Linked DNA regions of Homo sapiens: region 1 is linked to region 2. A link is a loop called in an ENCODE intact Hi-C map of the cell type or tissue named here. Cell type or tissue: ascending aorta. All regions are shown on one strand. Region 1 holds the start of ARHGEF11 (Rho guanine nucleotide exchange factor 11). Region 2 holds the start of ETV3 (ETS variant transcription factor 3).

Region 1 (8,000 bases), 92 kb after region 2:
TCAGCTATTCAATCAAGCATTGAGTTTCTAGAATCTCTCCCAGAAATAAAAGCTGACCATACCCACCTACCCACCTTTTTCTTTGCTTCTCACTACTTAAAGATAATCAGGTATGAATTCTAGCCTCAATCTATCAATTAATGGGATTTCATGCAGATCACCTAAAACTTCTCTGTGCCATAGTTTCCTTAACCTTAATGTAAAGACATAACAACTAGTGCCCTACCTATTCCCCAGGATGTTGGGCAGAGAAAAGGATTCATCTATTGATAGAGTTCTGTGGGAAAAAAGTTCAAAGGACTATGTTCATTTAAGGCAGAGGTGTCTAATCTTTTGGCTTCCCTGGGCCACACTGGAAGAAGAATTGTCTTGGGCCACAAGTAAAATACACTAACACTAACGATAGCTAATGAGCTTTTAAAAAATCTCATAATGTTTTAAGAAAGTTTATGAATTTGTGTTGGGCTGCATTCCAAGTTGTCCTCGGCCACATGTGGCCTGCAGGCCCCAGGTTGGACAAGGTTGTTTTAAGGTAACGCTCCCTAAGATTTATCCTGATTTTCCTGCCCAGCACTCTATAGCTTACAGAGCCCAGGCTTGTTCATATTAAATCCTTACAAACTGCAGATGGCAGTTCACAAAGTTATCTAGTTCTCCGGACTCCTAGTCTAGTCTAGCTCTTTCCATTGATCACCAGCTGCCTCCAGATTCCTACAACCCAGTCTGTCTAGGACACAATCTAATCTATTTTGTTTTTTAACCTGAGACTTGCAGTTTACTTAAATGGCCAACTAACTTCAGGGAACTCTATCTTACTAAAGCCACCCTCATAATCTTCAAAGTGGAGTGTTCAAGGAGATGCTTGAGGAAAATACTTAAGAATGCACTCATGGCCGAGGCGGGTGGATCACGAGGTCAGGAGATCGAGACCATCATGGCTAACACAGTGAAACCCCATCTCTACTAAAAATACAAAAAATTAGCCGGGCGTGGTGGCGGGCGCCTGTAGTCCCAGCTACTCGGGAGGCTGAGGCAAGAGAATGGTGTGAACCTGGGAGGCGGAGCTTGCAGTGAGCCAAGATTGTGCCACTGCACTCCAGTCTCGGCGACAGAGCGAGACTCCGTCTCAAAAAAAAAAAAAAAAAAAAAAAAAGAATGCACTCATAATAGTATTTAATTATAGCAAAAATAATTAGGTTTTACTAACACTAATGACATGGCATTCTCACTCAGTCACTATGTCAGAAGTCATCTGTCACACACAGTATATGAGGAGGTTCCAAGAACCAGAGGTAACATCACCATTGACGTTCATTTTCTTCATGATGTACGCCACCCACCAGACAAAAACAAGCCTGTTAACTGCTACAAACTTTACAATTCTTTGTAATGACAGAGAATGACCATGAAAATCTTTGCTGTGCAGATTAACAATCTCCTGGGGAAAGCCTAAAATGAAATACTGAACATGGAGGAGATGCACAGTTTTATTTCAGTGTTCTATGATGAGAAATGGCTGTCAAGAGTATGCTACCTAGCACTTACTTGCAAAAACAAAAACAAACAACAAAAACACCGCTTAATCTGTCCCTTCAAGCTGTCCCTTCAAGGTTAAGATGACAGTCTATCTACGAGCGAGGAAGTCACTGCTTTTCTAAAGAAACACATACTTTAGGAAAAAGTATTTTGAAGACGGATGACTGGAAATGGTTCCAATATTGTGATTTTTTTAATTACCAAAAACAATGGTTTCACCTATCAAAACCTTTGCACACTGAAAAATTAGGAAACAGAATTTGAAAACCTATTTTTTAAAGTTAAATGAAATTTCTTAATGGCTGGAACCCATTTGTTAAGAATATAAAAATGTAACACCTTCCAATCATTCAAGAAGGATTGACTTAAGATATAAATTTACTAGTTGAATTTCAATTAGAAGTCTTTGCATTGTTGATGAATGGGATTGGAAAATAAGTATCATGATTTAATAAATGCAATCAAGGGCATACTTCTTCTGTTTGAATCTACCTATCTTTGGCAAGCATCTTTTCCAGTTATGACAGCAATTAACTTTCACCAAAAAGCATGATTTAAAAAATGTTCATTTTTAAATTTCAACCTTTTAATATTTCTACACTAGGCAATGTTGTATAAGATATGTAATAAAATATATGTAAATACTTGCTTTAAAAATATTACATATATTAAGAACACATTATCATTATTATTATCATTTTGAGATGGAGTTTCACTCGTCACCCAGGCTGGTGTGCAGTGGCGCAATCTTGGCTGATTGCAACCTCTGCCTCCCGGGTTCAAGCGATTCTCCTGCCTCAACCTCCGGAGTAGCTAGGATTACAGGCGCTCCCCACCATACCCAGCTAATTTTTTGTATTTTTAGTAGAGACGGGGTTTCACCATGTTGGCCAGGCTGGTCTCGAACTTCTGACTTGAGGTGATCCACTCGCCTCGGTCTCCCAAAGTGCTGGGATTACAGGCGTGAGCCACCGCACCTGGCCAAGAAAACATTATTTTAAAATGTGTGGCAACCAGTGGTCTGTCACCACAGAGCAGTGTCCACATTTGAGAGCATCATTTTTGCGGGTAGTATGGGAAAGAAAGACACAATTAAGTCAGCAACAATCTAGACTGTGCTTCAAATGCTGGGCAGATCACCTGTTTTGGGGAGTTCTGGCCTAGGGGTTGGTGGAGACAGGGTGAAGGAAGCAGGTTCTTTTATTTGCCAACCTATACCTGATATACATTAAAGGGAAAGTTCCTGGTTCATAGTAGGTCTTCAACTGATGCTTATTCGTTTCTTTTTCCTCTTGCAATTTGCATATCTACCACTTCTAACACTGGTGAGGTCACTCCAGAGCTCACGAATGTGTATAGATAATTTACATATACATATCCACCCCCTCCCAGAACAATCCAGGTAGTGTGAAAGGAGAGAACTTATGCAAACACCCCACTGCCTGCAGAGTATTTTACAATGGCATTTACCTAGGCAAGAAGGCAAAGTCCACTCCCCAATCCTAGTGAGAGTTTTTTTATTTTAATAATTTTTTAAAAAAAATTTTATTATTATTAGTTTTTTGAGACGGAGTCTCGCTCTGTTGCCCAGACTGGAGTGCAGTGGCGCAATCTCGGCTCACTGCAAGCTCCGCCTCCCGGGTTCAAGCGATTCTCGTGCCCTAGCCTACCGAGTAGCTGGGATTACAGGCACGCGCCACCACGTACGGCTAGTTTTGTATTTTTAGTAGAGGGGGGGGGTTTCACCATGTTGGCCCAGGATGGTCTCGAACTCCTGACCTCAGGCCCCGCCTCGGCCTTAATGATTTTTAATCATAACGCTCGGCACCTTCTGACAAATGTCACGTTACTTGTAAAGATTTAGAAACTGTGATTCTATGAGAGGGGGTTATGAAAATAGAATTGCTCTGGAAAGGCTCTTCCATAGAGTTCAAAGACACTTCACACAGCCTGCTATTAAGATGCCCAACCCAACCCGAGAGGAAACAGCGAAGGGTCTTCCCCCTAAGTCGGTGGTATTAGAAGTGGGAAGGACCACAGAAACGGGAGGAAACAGTTAAAAGAACTGACACCACGAAGGAGGCCGCAACAAATGTTTGAAAAATAAGATCAGAAGAGAGGTGGAGAGAGGGTGAGCCGCAGCTGCGGGCGCCGGGGTAATGCCGGTGGACGCAAAGAGGTAAACCTGCACCCGTGGGCAGGGGCACGGGGCGCGGGCACGGTGGCTGGGCGGGCAGGGGGTAGGAAACAAAGGTCGGCTCCCGAGCAGAAGTCAATAAAAGGGGGAAAAGCAGCCGAGGAAAAGCGGCGAAAAGGCGGCAGGGGTGGCGGTGGCGGTGGCGGCGGCGGGGACGGCGCGCGGTGCCTGGCGGGGTCAGGGCCGGGGTCGCCCGCGGGCCGGGCCGGGGATCCGGCTGAGATGGGAACCCGCTAGGCCGCGCCGAGGGGCAGGGCCGGCGACTGAGGGGCCGCAGAGGGGACCGGCCGAGGAGCGACGGCAAAGGGTTGTGGGGGGCAGGGCGCGCAGGGAGGCCGGGACAGGGGCGGGCCGGTCGGCGGGAGTCGCGGCCGCGGGAACCGAGGCAGGGAAAGGCGGTCAGCTTCCCGCCCCCGCCCCCGGCCGCCGCGGCGTGAGGGGAAAGGCCGGCGGGCGGCGGGCAGCGCAGCGAGGAGGAGGAGCCTGCGGCCCCGCCCCGCGGGAGCGAGGGAAGGAGAAAGGCTCGCAGGGAAGGAGGGAGGGAAGGGGGGCGGCCGGCCGGGCCTGCGCCCGAGCGAGCGGCGAACCGAGGGGGAAGGGGCCCGGAAGGAGGCGAGCGCGGCCGCGACGCCGGCAGTCGGACGCCCGCTCGTGCCGGCCTGCCGCAGCCGCCGCAGCCTTCCCTGTGCGCCGAGCCTGGCGTCCCGAGCGGCCGCGAAGGCCGGAACACGGCGGTCGGGCGCGGGGCGAGCGGCGCCGGGAGCCCGAGGCCCGGCCGGGCGTCCTGCGCGAGGCACTGCGGGCTCCTGCCTGCGAGATTAGGCGAGGGGCGGAAAGGGAGGCAAGGAGAGGCCGAGAGGAGACAGGCGATCGGATTTTCCAGGAGTCTGGTGTGGAAGAAAAACCCACCTCGAACTCAAATCCACAATAATAATCCGAACGAATAATAAGGGAGCCGTCTTTCTGGCCGGGCGAGAGAGAGGGAGAGAGAAGGGGGAACGGGAGGAAGCGAAATCTCCGTTTCATGGAGGCTGAGGCAAGAGAAAATTTCGGAGCCTGGATGTGGAGGAGCCCAACAGCAGAACTAACTCAGGAAATTGTCTTTCAGAAAAAGGCCGAACGTAGGCTGGGTCTGAGAATCAGGCTGGGGTAGGTGGAGGAACCTGCAAGTTTAAAGGAAAAAGAAAAGGAGAGAATATTTTCAGAGATTATCTCTGGTTTGTTATCATTACTACCATCTTAAAGGTAAAAAGCATTGCATTTCAGGTGTTCTTTGATTTTTATTTTATTTTTTTTTTTGGTGCAATTGGCTCATTTAAGAATTTCAAAACATTTAATGTAAAAGCTTTTTTTTTTTTAAGGAAGTCCATAAATTTTGGTTCCCAGGGTTGCACTGGACTTGGAAGGAGTGCTGTTGTGTACATACTATTGTATGGTTTTATTTATTATTTTACTGTACAAATCAGCCGAAAGAATTTTTCCAAGTGCCATTTCGGATTTATTAATCCTTTTTTTTTTCCTTTCCTCAAAGATATTTGCTGTTGTCATATTAAGCATTGGAGACTAGAAAATTACTTTCCCCCTTTGAGCTAGAGGGTCTCTTGCCAACAGAAGGACAGCTGAGAAAGCTGGATTTAAAGGATGGTTTTATCTGTACTTTGCAGTTAACAGTGATATTTTGAAGGCACATTTTTCTGTGATTCATTTTTTTTTGGCCATAGTGCTAACCTTGAAGAGATTCGTGGCTGGGTTTTTGGTTTCTGAGAAGGTCGTAGTTTTTCCTCTTTTCCTTTTTTTTTCTTTTTTCTTTTCTTTTCTTTTTTTTTAAAGCGGGGGAGGGGAAGAGGGGCTGAGAAAGGAAATCATGTTCACTGGTAGAAGTAGAGTGGAGCATCAGTTACCAGGGTCCTGAGAGCTGGAGGAGAAAGGATTCTATCTTCAAGTTGGGAGGCCCTCCTCTCACCTTGCTCAAAAATTGCAAGCGATTCAATCCTGATCAAGACACCAAAGCTACAGGATTCTGGAACCGTGGAGACACCGAGAAACCATGAGTGTAAGGTTACCCCAGAGTATAGACAGGTAGGTTTGCTAATAATTTGATTTTTCAACATTGACTAAAGGAAAGACTGGGAGGGGTGGTGTTGCATTTTAATAAATGGTTGAAAATAGGGGTCTGGGTGGGCTATGGGAATTGGTGGGCTAGGAGCATTAGTCTCTGGGGACTGTCAGCCTATGTGGTTATGTGCAAAAACATAGCTCTTGATTCAGCGTCTTTTGAATATAAGCAATAAACAGTGAAGCCAGGAGAGGGAAAGGAGGAGGATGTGCTTCCAGTGGCTTTTGACTTTTGCCAGGGTAGAGGCTGAATTTGAGTCCACCCAACTTGCTAGTCTCAGGTGGGGGCAAGCCAGTCTTGTGAGCTCCTAGGGTTGCACTAGGGGGACTGGCTTTAGGTGTTGGAGCTGCTGGGAGAAGGGCCCTGGCAGAGGCGTGGGCCTCCACCAGGCTGGTTGGTATGGAATGGTGGGGCTTGGTGACGGGGTGGATCCCATTTCTAGAAATGAAGAGGATGTTCTTGGCCTGAATGATGGGACAGAAACATCCTTTGCACCCATGCAAGTCTGGATTTTTACCAGTAGCTGACATGGTCCCAAAATGCATAGATCACATTAGAATTTCCTCTCCTCCAAGCTTAGAGTTTGAATTGAGACCTGCCAACCGGCTGATGCTCTAGGTTTAATCTTCCAAGCTGTTCTTAATAAGCTTGACTCTGCAAAATGGGCCTTCCCTCTGCCTGGAGCCAGAAGAAATTGTTTTGGGCTCGTAGGCCTGCTGGGCAGCAGCACTGGCCCTCAGAGTCTGAACACATGACACCCCTTGCCCCAAGAGTCTGCCCAGCCACCTCTATCACTGGTAATGTTACTGTGTGGTTGCAATTCTTACCTCCAAATGATTGGTACAACTTTGTAAGGTGTCTGCCTTTTCCTTCCCTCCCCTACCCCTCCTCAACGCTTCTCCCCATGAGAACCTTGCTGTGGGGGGTGTGTTTTGTGGGCACTGCACACATCCTAACTGGATAGATGGGTGGTTGAAGGACTGAACAAGCAAATGAAAGGACTGGGCCTGGAAAAAAATATTATTGGAGAGATAGGGAAGAATATTTGCAAGGGAGCAATTGTTCCCTCCATGCCCAGTCCACCTTCGGTTATCCATGCTAATAATAATTTCCTTTTGGTTGTGGAATGTGGCCTAAAATGCATATAATCTCTCTCTCTCAAGCACTAATCTCTGTATTGCCTCAGAGTCCCATTTAGATTAGTTCAGCAGTCCCTAGATGGGAACTGACTTGGCAGTGGAGAAGAGGAGGCAGACAGCCACAAAGGATGTACGGCCAGTTCAGACCTCCTTCCTCCTTTCTGTTGGCCTCTCTGCAGTTTGACCCTTGGAAAGGGAGAACTGAGGTGTGTCAAGGTGAGGAATTGGAATGGTTTACATGGCTGCCCTTCTTCCCTTTTCATCCTCTTGGAGTTTGAGAATTAGTGCACTTGCCTTTTTAAGATTTGGATGGTGAACTCTTTCTGGTAAATGCAAGGATTTGAGAAGATGGGAACCCAAGTTTTGGGGGCGTGCAAGAAGGAGGAGGCGGTGAGCCTTCCTGGGTTGATGTGAGACACTCCTGGGGGTTTGGATATCCTCATAGATAAAAATCTCAGGATTTGCCCAGCACATTACAGTTTCCTAAGTGCTTTCGTAGAACATATCTCATTTGAATCTCACAGTGGTTCTGTGTGAGGTAGACAGAAGCATCAGAGGTTATTATTCATGTTTCACAGAAGGGGAAACTGAGGCTCAGAGAGGCTACCTGGCTTGCCCAGTGCCATCTTGCCTGGCTAGTGGCAGAATCTGGACTCAAAGACTCAAACACAGGTCTTCTGAGTCTGAATCTGTAGCTCTTTCATTGCCCCATCATGTCTAACTAGGCTTCTGTACTGGTCCTGTAGAATGTGTGGGGCACCGTTTTCTCCTTTCTCTTTGGTAGTAGGGTAAAGTGCCCGTCAGCAGTCAAGGTCTTCCCTTCTACTTTTCTGTCTTGGGGCTCCTACCTTGGGGGTTCAGTCTTGGGGCTCATACCTGTAAGTCCTATAGTTAAAGCACTATTTTCTCTTGTAAGATAGTGCAGCTTTGCAGGGTAAGGGTATTCCTCACCTCCACCCTGCCTGATTCTCTTCCCCATTAAGAGTGGTAGGACTCAGATCCCCTTCAGACA
Region 2 (8,000 bases):
AAATAGCTTAAATGGTCATTTCCTCATGTTAATCCTGTCTCCCATTCTGTTCCTTCGTGATCTCTCACTACCCTCTCCTTTGCACTGATTTGAGAGAGGGGAACCAACACCTGAAAAAGGGAAATGAGAGGAAGGGGTATTTGTGGACTGTGATGGACGTGGAATTGGGGAGAGTCCTTGAGTCCCCAAGTCACTGCTAAGTAAACAGTCAGACTCTCTGCTCCTTCTGGTTGAGCTGTAACTTTGGGCAAAGTTACTTCTGCTTTGGACTCATTTAACCTTTAGTCTGGGGATCCCCAATCATGTTACTGACATTAATTCCTCTATCCTCACAACAACCTTGAGTTGATGGGAAAAATAAACCAAAACACAAGATCTTATGAGCTACTGGAGTCCACTGTGGTAAAATGCAAATAATAAAGTTTTCTTTCTTATAAGAATTTATCTTCACTTTACTGAAGGGGAAACTGAGTCACAAAGGGTGAGAATAAATCAATTTCATATTTGCCATTCACTCTTTTATTTCATCAATAATGTTTTAATGTTATACTATTTTTCCTTCTGGAAATCCTTATTATGGTCATTCTCTGGATGGGGAAACTGAAGCACAGAGTAATTACAATGTATCGCCTCAAGCTAGGCCTCATAAAATAGTGCCTAGATAAGAAACTCTTCCAGAACCTAAATTCTAAAAAAGAATTTTGTCCTGAGAATTAGATTCCTACCCAAATCTAAAACATTAAATCCCCACTCAAAGCTTGCGAAATGAGGTGAAAATTGCTGTAAAGTTTGAATTGTTGGTATTAAAGAACAGTGCGAGGTCTGGGATGGCAGCAAGCGTAATCAACATCCTTGAGCTTTGTAAAGGGTTTCAGAGTTTACAAGTGCTCCACAGCTGCTATTCATTTATGTCCTTATCAGGGACATCAATAGCGTCCCCTTTTAGAGATGAGAAGGCTGGACCTCAGAGGTCAGTGGCTTGTCAGAGAACAGAGTTAGCAAAGGACAGAACTAGGACTGAAACTCAGGTCTTCTGAATCCAAGTTTAGTGAAAACAAACTGGGGGAAAGAGGTCACCAGCCTTTTACTGGGAGACTTAGTGGAGACTGAGGGAGGAGACAGAAGCTCATCAGCATCAGCCCATCAGCATACATGATAGCAGAGAAGGAAATTATCATCATGAGACATCTCAAATGATGACAGGGAACTGCTCTGGGCAGTGTGAGGACCTACTGACTGTGGCTGTAACCCCTGAGGGCCTGCAATCTAAGACAAACCCACTAGGAAGAACAAATACTTCTGTGACATACAGATGGTAGAATAAGACAGTCATCTACTACAAGAGTAGAGAGGAAAGCATTCACATCATATACATGTCCAGGTTAGTTTAGGGTGTGGAGCATATAAATGAAAATGGGGTCAATAAAGAAGCACAAGCCAGGGAAGAAATGCACACGCTCACACACAACAATCCAGAAAGGGTTTTTCCGAAGAAAAATACTTTTAGAAATTATTTCCTTTCTCTTTTTTTAATTTAAGAAGCAGTGAAATGGCTGTGCTGTGGTGACAGTGGAATTGAGAGCATTAGATTTAGAACAGAAACTTATTCTAGACATATGGAACAATTGTAAAGATGGGCGGGAAGGGGGTAGGAAGGTAATGTCAGTGGACAAAGACAGCTTTGAGCAAGTGGAAATTCAAGAGAGATTACAACCTGTCTTGACTTTTATGCTAAGTGTCTTAAGTGTTTCCACCCCCACGCTTTTCAGAAAGCTCATGCTCTCCCTATTTCAGGAACATGAAAAATCTCCACGTTTTGAAAACCTGTTTGCAGCAGATGGAGAAGGCAGCAGTGCCATGGTGAAGGAAATGGTGGATAGGGGCATTGGGTATGCTGCGCCATTAGTCCCTGGCCATCCTAATGTCCCCAGATCCTACCACCACAAGAGAGGATCCCAGCCACAACTCATTTATTCAGACCCACTAATTATTAGGTAATCTCCAGTTGCCTTCATCAAACCCAAATTCACCTCTAGAGTTTCAGGCCAGTGATTAGACTCTTAATGTAAAAACTTAATGTTGAGTTCTGCTGGAATATAAACATTTCTCAATATATCAATTTAGACTCCAGCCAGGTAGAGAGACTTGTTTATCTCTGTTGATTGTGTTTACTCAAGACATCCTTTGTGACGTTAATTAGAGAAGCAGCAGCAGAGAACCCTAGGAGTCTGGCTTGAGTAAAAATATGCAGAAAGAGTCCCTATACTCTGACTCCTGGCCCTTTGTAGAGCACAGGCTCCTTGGAGTCAACCATGCTGGCTCTAACCATGACCATTTGAGCTATGAGCCAAAGATGAGCAATTTCAGACTTTCAGAAGAAACTACTCATTCCCGATCACCCTGGTTTCTGAGTTGTAACAATTACTAAGATTTGCATGGGTGGTATGAGAAATTGAGGATTCTCATAAGAATGATTCTTATGATTATTATCTTTGCCAACATTTTTCATCTGCCATATTTAAAATATACCATTCTCTGTTCTAACCACTCTACATGTATTAACACATCTAATAACAATCACATCAGTAGATACTGTAGGTATTATGTTCACATAGATGAGGAACTGACACAGAGAAGTTAAGTCACTTAACTAAGGTCACAAAGCTAGTAGATGAAGGCACAAGGACTTAATTTCCGTTTAGCCGAACCCCAATATTTTAAAGGAATGTTCTAGCAAACATCTGATATCTACATGTAAGTTGCCGTTCTAGGTACCATGCACAAGATGCAAAGAATATATAGACAGTTCCTACAAAGAGCTAGTGGACTAGTTGCAGGTATCGGTAACCCTCTCTATGGTGTTTAAGTTCTGCTCCTTATTTTGTTCACCTACAGAGTAGGAAGTTCTAACTAGAAAAGACACAACAATGTTATCTTTTTTAAAAAACAGGTAAGGTAATTTTAGGCCAGAGGGAGCCAATTTACTAATTAATTTATCAAGAGCTACACAGTGACTAGTAGCACATTCAAAACTGGAAGCAATTTTTGTAACAACTAATATCTCCAAGTCCCATGTGGCAGAGACGGTGCAAAGGTCTTACTAGAGCAGAGGTACAAAGTTTTGATCCATTTGATCAAAATTGATCTTCAATTCTCCTTCAATCCCATCTCTCTTCTTCACCTCCCCCACGCTCGTATTTATTCTAAATTCTTTAACCTTTACTGATCCTCACTACTCCCTTTCTTCTGCCTCTGGAGTGAAACTATGCCTGGACACCACTCAGATTTACAGGGGTGGGACTGCAGATAAAGCTGAACTGCTTGAGATTCTTTATCCTTAATGAGCCTCTAAAGGAAGAAAAAATCATGCTTTGGACAGACAAATTGCCCGAGCAGGAACAAAAGGTAAAACCAAAAGGGGACACGCGTTTTAATGACTTAGGGAGAGGACTTGCAAGCTGCTTAGACTGGGACGAATTAAGACTAAATGCAGTGGGGTGGGAACTAGCGGGGAAGCGGTCATGCCCCCCAGTCTTCCCAGGGAGGAAATGCCAAAGCGACGTGCTTCAGAGAAAGCTTTGCGGTTTCTTTCATACGTATATGAAAGGGCCCTTTCTTAAAGGGTAGGGAAATTGCGTCTGAAGTCTGCGGGTCCCGTCTTCCCATTGTGAGGGATCCCCACTCTGGGAGGTCGCAGGGCCCATTTCTGGAGAAAGACGGGCCGCCTCTCTGTTGTGTGGGAGAGACTGTTTCCCGGCGCCTGGGCCTTCCTGTGGGGTCTGCGAGGTCCCCTCCCCCGGGAGGTGGGACCCCGGGGCAGCGCCTCGCCCCGCAAAGTCCGTTCTGCCTCACGGCGCAGGACTGGCGGGGGAAGCGTATAGCAGCTCAGCACCCCCTCGCGCCGCGTCACCCCTCGGCGTCTGGAGGACCCTGGCCCAGCAGCGGACCGGGCCGGCCGCCCGCCACGAGCGTGCGTAACGTGCCCCCGCAGCGTGACGCACGGGCCGTGCCGGGGCGGATGCGCGGGATGCGGGCCGGGAGGAGCGCGCAGGGGGAGGAGTGCGGGCGGAAGTCGGCGTCTGCTGAAAGGAGAAAGGAAAGGGAGACGCTGCTGGGTGCGGCGAGGTGAGGCTGGGAACCGGCGGGAGGGCGCCTCCTCCTCCCCCGCCCTCTCTGCTGAGGATGGAAGTGACGAAAGCAGCCGAGGAGGTCACTTCCTGCTGGGGTGGATGAGGAGGAGCCGGAGACGCCGCGGAGGAGACCGGACCGAAGACGGACCGTGCCGGGAAGAGGTGAGTCCCGGCCTCGCCTCGGCCGCCGGGGTGTCTGGGTTGGATCCGGGACCCTGGCGGGGACGGCGTCCCTGGAATCGGGGCCGGCCGCCAGGCCGCGTACCCACCCAGCTGGGCCTCACCCAGTGCGGGGGGCGGGGGAGGGTGGGATCCCGTGTCTGTCTGAGGGGCGACAGGGACCCAGGGCAGCGTTCATGCGGTGGCCCCGCGCAGCCCTGAGGCCACGGTTAAGGGAAGCCCGGCCCGGGAGGTGAATGGCAAGGAGGTTCTGGGGGCTGTGGAAGCCAGGACCCGGAGCTGCTGCGGGAAACCCGCAGCGCCAGACTGTGCATGCCTCACTCTTCGGGGAGTGGTCGCGATCAGAGGAAGGGCAGGGGTCCTGTGGTTTGCAGAGTTGAGACGAGTGGCCCTACTTGGATGGAAGTGTCCTTGCAGTGAATATGCGAAAGGCGTGCAGAGGCGCCCCAGGGCTCCTGGGAAAGGGACTTTTATGGGGAAAATTGGAGAGCTGGAGTGTCAAGAGAGGGTTTCCTTGTCAGGTTATCGTTGCAACGGGATTTGGACCCCAGGGTCGTGATGGTTGGAGGGAGTTCTGTGGCAGGGTAAAAGGCCTCGCGATCTGACAGCGCATCCTAGGAGTTAAGAGTCCAGGGCAGCTTCCTGGAGCAGTGGGGAAATTCGTGTTTTTCCTCCCTCATTGTCACTAAGGTGGAAGAGGAAGCTCCTGCCTCAGCCCCGGTGCCTCGTTATTATGTATCTCGTGTGTGTGTGAGAGTGTGTGTGTGTGTGTGTGTGTGTGTGTGTGTTTTTCCTTGTCTGCTCCTTCCTTTGGGGTGTTTATCTTGTCCTCGGCCGCTAGTAGTTTTGTAGACTGACACTTGCTGGTCTCCTTAATGTGTTTGGTGAGAAAAAATATTCAAAAGATCTAGAGAAATCCTAGGTTAGGTGAAATTTCCAAGATAAGGAATTTGTCCCTACGCGGGGGCCACTTAGGCATTCTCTCCAGATGCCTGCTAATGTGGATGCTGAGGGCCTGTCATCCACCCTGGGGAACAGCGAGGGTAGATCTGCCCTCCCTCCATGTCCCTCTGGCAGTTTCACCCCTCCCTCCTTTTTGCTAAGTGATTAACACAAAGCTCCTTGCTGGGAGGAACAGGAAATTTATTGAGGAACTGTAAATCTGGATGGAATGAATTCAAATCGCAGCAAGACTCCTTCCACTCACTGGCCAGAAGGGCTTCAGAAATGCCTGCTTTTCACCCCTTCCTGTTAAATGGAGAAAATGTATAATTTTTCTCAAAAAATTTTTGAGAGTTTGTGTGTGTTTTTTGAATAGAGTAAATGTACATATGGTGTGTTTACTTCCTGTATCCCAGGGTATTTTTCAAGGGGGAGGGAGCAGTTTGTGGCTGGGAAGAATCTTCCTTCTATCTCACATAATTCAGTAAAATAAATCAAAATCAGATGTTCATTCTTGAGTGGGAATCAGATGGATTTGGGATTTTTTCATCCTTTAAACTGGTACATCTTGGTGAACTCAGGCTTGTGTATCTTGGCATGTGGGCTTGTCTAGTAATAGAAGACAAACTGTTTGACTTGTTTTGGCTGCGTTTTTGGACCCATTTCACTGTACCTTCCTTTTTTATTTTTATTTTTTTACATTTGAAGGGTTGGTCAGGAGGAGGAAAACAAATATTAAAGACAGTGTTTACACTTTGTGGTTTAAAGTCAGGTGAGAGATAATTATGGCTTTTGAAGCTGATGACCTGAGGCCCATCATTTGATAACTTGGGGAGTAGCAGTTTGGAGGTGACATGTTTGAAAGAAAGAGAGTTGCATACGGAAAGAAGAACAGGGGAAAGGAAGTTTGGGGAGAGACTGCCAGAAAACTTTTGAGAGGATACTAAATAAATAGCATCTTAAAGTAATTGTGTGGCTTGTGTCTCTCAGCAGGCGGGTGAAAATGAAAGCCGGCTGTAGCATCGTGGAAAAGCCAGAAGGAGGTGGAGGTGAGCAGAAGTTAATCATCTCTGATGTACCTGGAAGCTTCCCTCAGTGGTTCCTGTCCTCTCCACTTGAGCTCTGTTCACAAATGTCAGACCATGACTGACACTCTCTTGGCTAGGTGGATACTGGCAGGACAGTTGTAGGCTTGTTTCCTATGGATGTATATTTAACATGTCTGGTCACCACACCCATATCCTAAGCTTTAGAGTCTCTTTGCTGTCAGAGACACAGTTCCAACCTTAGGGAAAAGGAGTTTTCAGCTGTATTTTCCTGAAACATTAGTTTATCTTTCCTGTTTGTTCCCTTTAGCACTTTTATGTCCTCACAGAAAGTAGGTGTATTTAGTAATGTATGAAAAGGTCAGCTTAGGACATCTGGTTGCTGCTGCCCAACTCTTATCAGATTTAATGATTGCCACAAGGATAGGTGACTTCTCTGTGCTTTCCTCTCCCCATTGTGGTTAGGCCCAGCTGACTGAGAGTACTTACAGCATGTTTGCAAAGCACTCTAGATTCTGAGCAGTGGAATGTGCAGTTGGGGTTGCTGGTATGTATGTACCTACCTCTTAACTAGCTTAATCTTGACCTTCTCACATGAAAGGGTATCAGTTTCCTGACTGGGCCTACAAAACAGAGTCATCCCCAGGCTCCCGGCAGATCCAGCTGTGGCACTTCATCCTGGAGCTGCTGCAGAAGGAAGAGTTCCGCCATGTCATCGCCTGGCAGCAGGGAGAGTACGGGGAATTTGTCATCAAGGATCCAGATGAGGTGGCCCGCCTCTGGGGCCGCAGGAAATGCAAACCACAGATGAATTATGACAAGCTGAGCCGGGCCCTCAGGTAAGGAAAAGGATTCCCAAATCTGTGTTAACAGATTGGAAGGAGACTAAGCTGTTTGGTGAATGCTAGATAAAAAGGGTATCAGGTAATAAAAGACTACACTATCTTAGTGAATAATGTGTCACTTTAAAGTGGGAGTAGAAGAGCTGTTGAATGTGAGTAGCATAGGCACAGGAGGAGAAAAGGCATATCTTTGGTTATACGTAGGAGGGGATTCCAATGTGGCTGGCACTGGATCCTGACAGACAGCTGATTCTGCTCTGTAGTGGGCGAGAGTATATGGTGAAACATGGATTGGAGTTCATTTATAATCCAAAGGATTAGTTTAGACTTCTCTATTAGAATCTGTTAGAATTTCTTTCTTTGGGCTTCCCTGAAAGAAACTTAGAAAAGGATGAAGCAAGTCACGGGAGGAAGATTCAGTGATACTGACCTATCTATTCCGGAACTGTGTCTGTGAGCTCAGGTTGTCCATAGCCTGCTGCAATATGTCTAAAGATTGATCACTATAAGTTTTCTCAGGTTCTTTTTTCCCCTTGTCGGTCTTACATTTCATAGTCCTTTAGCCCTCAAGGGGCTAGAAGGCAGTTTATGACCTCTGCTACTGCATAGATGTAAGACTAAAGGTTCCAGATAATTGAAGTTCTCCTGACCTGAAATGTAAACTCTGTACAGTGGCTTTGCTGTATTCTTTCACATCCCTTTGAGTCTTTGAAGGTGAGGCGGGCCACACTAGCTGCTGTTTTCCAGATCAGGGCATGCCATTGTTTGACCTGCCACCATAAAACAGTTGTACATTCCTTTGTCTGTCTTTTGAGCTTAGGCCTCCAGACTAACCACATCAGGTCTCCCTAGTGATTTGT

The links. Hi-C counts contacts between places; a loop is a spot of excess contacts. Peaks named below come from ENCODE experiments on the same cell type or tissue, not always from the same donor. Only the 100,000 strongest peaks of a DNase experiment are listed, where the experiment ranks them.
Region 1: a loop joins it to region 2, with 3 times the contacts of the local background. A loop is called at or near these places in 7 of 110 quality-filtered maps.

Annotation. Positions count from the first base shown.
Region 1 is chr1:157,042,111-157,050,110 of GRCh38, reverse strand. ARHGEF11 (Rho guanine nucleotide exchange factor 11) reads left to right here and starts at 4,369. Exons shown (of 41, transcript NM_198236.3): 1 at 4,369-5,812. The coding sequence starts at 5,781. It overlaps LOC102724222 (a long non-coding RNA gene), which reads left to right. Exons shown (of 3, transcript XR_426851.4): 3 at 1-11. RefSeq lists a silencer at 4,159-4,458. In ascending aorta, no CTCF peak of the experiment used is centred here; a DNase peak (open chromatin) is centred at 4,210; H3K4me3 peaks cover 4,688 bases; H3K27ac peaks cover 1,992 bases.
Region 2 is chr1:157,134,608-157,142,607 of GRCh38, reverse strand. ETV3 (ETS variant transcription factor 3) reads left to right here and starts at 4,213. Exons shown (of 5, transcript NM_001145312.3): 1 at 4,213-4,292; 2 at 6,243-6,301; 3 at 6,900-7,137. The coding sequence starts at 6,256. RefSeq lists an enhancer at 3,149-3,754 and silencers at 3,686-4,055, 4,106-4,441, 4,286-4,475. In ascending aorta, no CTCF peak of the experiment used is centred here; a DNase peak (open chromatin) is centred at 4,157; H3K4me3 peaks cover 3,288 bases; H3K27ac peaks cover 2,118 bases.